Linked DNA regions of Homo sapiens: region 1 is linked to region 2. Evidence: read pairs that join two places in POLR2A ChIA-PET (ENCODE). Cell type or tissue: PC-3. All regions are shown on one strand. Links, peaks and the distances in the headings refer to the core of each region. The heading gives the core; the rest is flanking DNA.

Evidence for each region. ChIA-PET counts read pairs that join two places held together with the same protein. Peaks named below come from ENCODE experiments on the same cell type or tissue, not always from the same donor. Only the 100,000 strongest peaks of a DNase experiment are listed, where the experiment ranks them.
Region 1: POLR2A ChIA-PET joins it to region 2 with 29 read pairs; 5 of 35 experiments call an interaction of 5 or more read pairs at or near these places.

Annotation. Positions count from the first base shown.
Region 1 is chr1:152,007,724-152,010,627 of GRCh38, reverse strand. It overlaps LOC105371442 (a long non-coding RNA gene), which reads left to right. Exons shown (of 3, transcript XR_001738235.2): 3 at 399-462. Among named protein-coding and RNA genes, the nearest start is that of S100A10, 15 kb to the right of the region's middle. In PC-3, for the core only: no CTCF peak of the experiment used is centred there; no DNase peak of the experiment used is centred there.
Region 2 is chr1:152,109,021-152,111,924 of GRCh38, reverse strand. It overlaps TCHH (trichohyalin), which reads left to right. Exons shown (of 3, transcript NM_007113.4): 3 at 1-2,904. Among named protein-coding and RNA genes, the nearest start is that of TCHH, 5.0 kb to the left of the region's middle. In PC-3, for the core only: no CTCF peak of the experiment used is centred there; a DNase peak (open chromatin) is centred at 1,444; H3K4me3 peaks cover 2,500 bases; H3K27me3 peaks cover 2,500 bases.

The DNA of each region.
Region 1 (2,904 bases), core at 91-2,590, 100 kb after region 2:
GGCAGAGGTTGCGGTGAGCCAAGATCGTGCCATTGCACTCCAGCGTGGGCAACAAGAGCAAAACTCTGTTTCAAAAAAAAAAAAAAAATACTTAACTCCACATAACATTATCTGTAAATTCATCATCTACATTTCTAATAGAAGATTTTTTTTTTAGCTCTTTCACTTGTGCTCACCAGATAAGGTTTGATAGCAACTATCAGTCAGCAGCACGAATGAACCAATTCAAGGACAGCAATAAACAGGACTACTATTAAGTTCCCCCAAAGAAAGTCCTTAGAATACAATATCTCTTCTAGTTGCCACAAAAGTAAGACAATGGTCCATTACATAAAATTCCAATCTAATAAAAGTTTAAATTTAATGTTGTCTGTTTTCCAAATTTTTATTTTGTTCAGGCTCCATCATGGTGACCAGGGATTAGAAAATAACCGCAAAGAGGCTCTGGAGAATTTGGGAAGGTAAGAAATGTATTCTAAGAGGGGACTGAGGTGATGGCTGCAAAATTCTATATATCTACTTAAATGACTAAATTCTACATTTACAGTTAGTGACTTTTATTACAAGTAATTTTTTAAATGAAATTTCCGGTTTCTACTCCAACATGTAAAGAGTTAGGAAGTCACCACTTGTCCTCACAACAAGAAAAAAGCTCAACAAACTGAAAATTATCAACCCTTCTTAGATGGACTAGAGGAGAGGTCACAGGGCAAATTGCCACCCTGAAAACTAAACAGACAGGCAAATACAGGGAATCAGAGGTTAGCAGGAAGAGAACATGCTGAAGCCAGCAACTGGAAAGAGCACATAAATGATACTGACAGATTTCTAGAAGCTGAGGGTGGCCTGGCTTGAGCATTAAAAACTTGGGGCCCAGACTTAGGGGGAACTCACAGTTTTCTAAGTTTTACCACCAGGAGCCCAACCAGGTACTCATAGTAAAGATCAGAAAAATCCCCAGAGAACTGACACTGCCAACTTCAGTACTAATTATAAAGCTAAAGTAACCAAAACAGTGTGGAATTGGTGAAGAAAGAAAAAACAGACAAATAGGTTACTGGAAAAGAACACAGAGCTCAGAAATAGTCCTACATAAATAGTCAACTGATCTTTGAGAAAGGCACAAAAGCAATTTAACAGGGCAAGGATAGTCTTTTCAACAAACGGTGCTAGAATGACTAGACATCCACATGCGAAAAATAAATAAATCTAGGCACAGATTTTACACCTTTCACTAAATGGATCTTACACCTGAATGTAAGGTGCAAAACTGTAAGACTCGGGCCGGGCGTGGTGGCTAACACCTGTAATCCCAGCACTTTGGGAGGCCAAGGCAGGCGGATCACAAGATCAGGAGTTCAAGACTAGCCTGGCCAACATGGTGAAACCCCGTCTCTACTAAAAATACAAAAATTAGCTAGGCATGTTGGCGCACACCTGTAATCCTAGCTACTCAGGAGGCTGAGGCAGGAAAATTGCTTGAACCCAGGAGGGAGAGGTTGCAGTGAGCCGTGATGGCACCACTGCACTCCAGCCTGGGTGAGCAAGACTCTGTCTCAAAAAAAAAAAACAAAAACAAAAAAAACACTGTAAGACTCCTAGACAATAACATAGGGGAAAATCTAGGTGACTTTGGGTTTGGTGATGACTTCTTAGATACAATGACAAAAGCACAATCCAGGAAACAAAAAATTGATAAGTTGAACTTCATTAAAATTAAAAACTGCTTTGTGAAAGACACTGTTAGGAGAATGAATAAACATGTTATAGTCTGGGAAAAATATTTGCAAAATACAGATTTGATGAAAGACTGGTGTCCAAAATATATAAAGAACTCTTAAAACTCAATAATAAAAAAGCAAACAACCCAATTCAAAAATAGACAAAAGATCTGGACACTTCACCGGAAAAGATATATGGATGGCAAATAAGCATATGAAAAAGATGCTCAAAATCATTTGTCACTAGGAAATTGCATATTAAAACAATGAGATATCACTATACACCTAATAGAATGGCTAAAATCCAAAGAAGGGACAATACCAAAGGCTGTCAAAGATGTAGAGCAACAGGAACTCTCATTCATTGCAGTGGAAATGCAAAATGGTAGTCACTTTGGAAAACAGTTTGGCAGGTTTTTTTTTACAACGCTAAACATAGTATCGCAATATAATCCAGCAATGGCAGTTTTAGGTATTTACCAAAGTAATGTGAAAACATGCTTACTCAAAAAACTCGCATCCAAGTATTTAGAACAGTTTTACTCATACTTGTCAAAAATTGGAAGTAACCAAAATGTCCTTCACTAAGTGAATGGCTAAACAAACATGGTATATCTGTACAATAGAATATTATTCAGTGATAAAAAGAAATGAGCTATCAAGCCATGAAAAAACATGGAGGAACTTTAAATACATAACGCTAGGAAGAAACTAGTCTAAAAACTCTATACACTGTATGATTCCAACACTAGGACATTCCAGGAAAGTCAAAATGGTAGAGATAGTAAAATGATCAGTGATTGCCAAGCGTGAAGGAGGGATGAATTGAGTTGAATACAAGGAGGTTTTCAGCAGTGAAACTATTCTGTGTGATACTGTACTGGGGATTTATGACATTAGGTAATTGTCGAAACCCATAGAACTGTAAAACTCAAAGAATGAACCCTAATATAAACTACGGAGTTTAGTTAATAATAATGTATCAATACTGATTAATCATTGTAAAAATGTATCACACTGATGCATGATACTGATGACAGAGGAAATTGTGTGCTAGGGGACAAGGGAGAATAGGGGAATTCCCTATACTATCTGCTCAATTTATCTGTAAACCTAGAACTACTCTAAAAAATAAAGTCTATTAAATTTTATTAAAGTTAGGATGCAACAGCCCCAAATCAAA
Region 2 (2,904 bases), core at 102-2,601:
GGAGAGGCACGAGCAGAAGCACGAGCAGGAGAGGCGCGAGCAGCGGCTGAAGCGCGAGCAGGAGGAGAGGCGCGATTGGCTGAAGCGCGAGGAGGAGACGGAGAGGCACGAGCAGGAGAGGCGCAAGCAGCAGCTGAAGCGCGACCAGGAGGAGGAGAGGCGCGAACGTTGGCTGAAGCTCGAGGAGGAGGAGAGGCGCGAGCAGCAGGAGAGGCGCGAGCAGCAACTAAGGCGGGAGCAAGAGGAGAGGCGCGAGCAGCGGCTGAAGCGCCAGGAGGAGGAAGAGAGGCTCCAGCAGCGGTTGAGGAGCGAGCAACAACTAAGACGCGAGCAGGAGGAGAGGCGCGAGCAGCTGCTGAAGCGCGAGGAGGAGAAGAGGCTCGAGCAGGAGAGGCGAGAGCAGCGGCTGAAGCGCGAGCAGGAGGAGAGGCGCGATCAGCTGCTGAAGCGCGAGGAGGAGAGGCGCCAGCAGCGGCTGAAGCGCGAGCAGGAAGAGAGGCTCGAGCAGCGACTGAAGCGCGAGGAGGTGGAGAGACTCGAGCAGGAGGAGAGGCGCGAGCAGCGGCTGAAGCGCGAGGAGCCGGAGGAAGAGAGGCGCCAGCAGCTGCTGAAGAGCGAGGAGCAGGAGGAGAGGCGCCAGCAGCAACTAAGGCGCGAGCAGCAGGAAAGGCGCGAGCAGCGGCTGAAGCGCGAGGAGGAGGAAGAGAGGCTCGAGCAGCGGCTGAAGCGCGAGCATGAGGAAGAGAGGCGCGAGCAGGAGCTAGCTGAGGAGGAGCAGGAACAGGCCCGGGAGCGGATTAAGAGCCGCATCCCGAAGTGGCAGTGGCAGCTAGAAAGCGAGGCCGACGCACGGCAAAGCAAAGTCTACTCGAGGCCCCGCAAGCAGGAAGGGCAGAGGCGCCGCCAAGAGCAGGAGGAAAAGAGGCGGCGCCGGGAGAGTGAGCTGCAATGGCAGGAGGAGGAACGGGCTCACCGGCAGCAGCAGGAAGAGGAGCAGCGCCGGGACTTCACATGGCAGTGGCAGGCGGAGGAAAAGAGCGAGAGGGGCCGTCAGAGGCTGTCGGCCAGGCCCCCATTGCGGGAGCAGCGGGAGAGGCAGCTGAGGGCCGAGGAGCGCCAGCAGCGGGAACAACGGTTTCTCCCGGAGGAGGAGGAGAAGGAGCAGCGGCGCCGCCAGCGACGCGAGAGGGAGAAAGAGCTGCAGTTCCTGGAGGAAGAGGAGCAGCTCCAGCGGCGGGAGCGTGCCCAACAGCTCCAGGAGGAGGAGGACGGCCTCCAGGAGGATCAGGAGAGGAGGCGAAGCCAGGAGCAGCGCCGCGACCAAAAATGGAGGTGGCAACTAGAAGAAGAAAGGAAGAGACGCCGCCACACGCTGTACGCCAAGCCAGCCCTACAAGAGCAGCTGAGGAAGGAACAGCAGCTGCTGCAGGAGGAGGAGGAGGAGCTACAGAGAGAGGAGCGCGAGAAGAGAAGGCGCCAAGAACAGGAGAGACAATACCGCGAGGAAGAGCAGCTGCAGCAGGAGGAAGAGCAGCTGCTGAGAGAGGAACGGGAGAAAAGAAGACGCCAGGAGCGGGAAAGGCAATATCGGAAGGATAAGAAGCTGCAGCAGAAGGAAGAGCAGCTGCTGGGAGAGGAACCGGAGAAGAGAAGGCGCCAGGAGCGGGAGAAAAAATACCGCGAGGAAGAGGAGTTGCAGCAGGAGGAAGAGCAGCTGCTGAGAGAGGAACGGGAGAAGAGAAGGCGCCAGGAGTGGGAGAGGCAGTACCGCAAAAAAGACGAGCTGCAGCAGGAAGAAGAGCAGCTGCTGAGAGAGGAACGGGAGAAAAGAAGACTCCAGGAGCGGGAGAGGCAATATCGGGAGGAAGAGGAGCTGCAGCAGGAGGAAGAGCAGCTGCTGGGAGAGGAACGGGAGACGAGAAGGCGCCAGGAGCTGGAGAGGCAATATCGGAAGGAAGAGGAGCTGCAGCAGGAGGAAGAGCAGCTGCTGAGAGAGGAACCGGAGAAGAGAAGGCGCCAGGAGCGGGAGAGGCAATGTCGGGAGGAAGAGGAGCTGCAGCAGGAGGAAGAGCAGCTGCTGAGAGAGGAACGGGAGAAGAGAAGGCGCCAGGAGCTGGAGAGGCAATATCGGGAGGAAGAGGAGGTGCAGCAGGAGGAAGAGCAGCTGCTGAGAGAGGAACCGGAGAAGAGAAGGCGCCAGGAGCTGGAGAGGCAATACCGCGAGGAAGAGGAGCTGCAGCAGGAGGAAGAGCAGCTGCTGAGAGAGGAACAGGAGAAAAGGCGCCAGGAGCGGGAGAGGCAGTATCGGGAGGAGGAAGAGCTTCAGCGCCAGAAAAGGAAGCAGCGATACCGGGATGAGGATCAGCGCAGTGATCTGAAATGGCAGTGGGAACCAGAAAAAGAAAATGCAGTTCGTGATAACAAGGTTTACTGCAAAGGCAGAGAGAATGAACAGTTCCGGCAGTTGGAAGATTCCCAGCTGCGCGACAGACAATCCCAGCAAGATCTGCAGCACCTGCTGGGTGAACAGCAAGAGCGAGATCGTGAGCAAGAGAGGAGGCGCTGGCAGCAGCGCGACAGGCATTTCCCAGAGGAAGAACAGCTGGAGCGAGAAGAGCAAAAGGAAGCCAAAAGGCGCGACAGGAAGTCCCAAGAGGAAAAGCAGTTGCTGAGAGAGGAAAGAGAAGAGAAGAGACGCCGTCAAGAGACAGACAGAAAATTCCGCGAGGAGGAACAGCTGCTCCAGGAAAGGGAGGAACAGCCGCTGCGCCGCCAAGAGCGTGACAGAAAATTCCGCGAAGAGGAACTGCGCCATCAGGAACAAGGGAGAAAATTCCTCGAGGAGGAACAGCGGCTGCGCCGCCAGGAACGGGAGAGAAAATTCCTTAAGGAGGAACAGCAGCT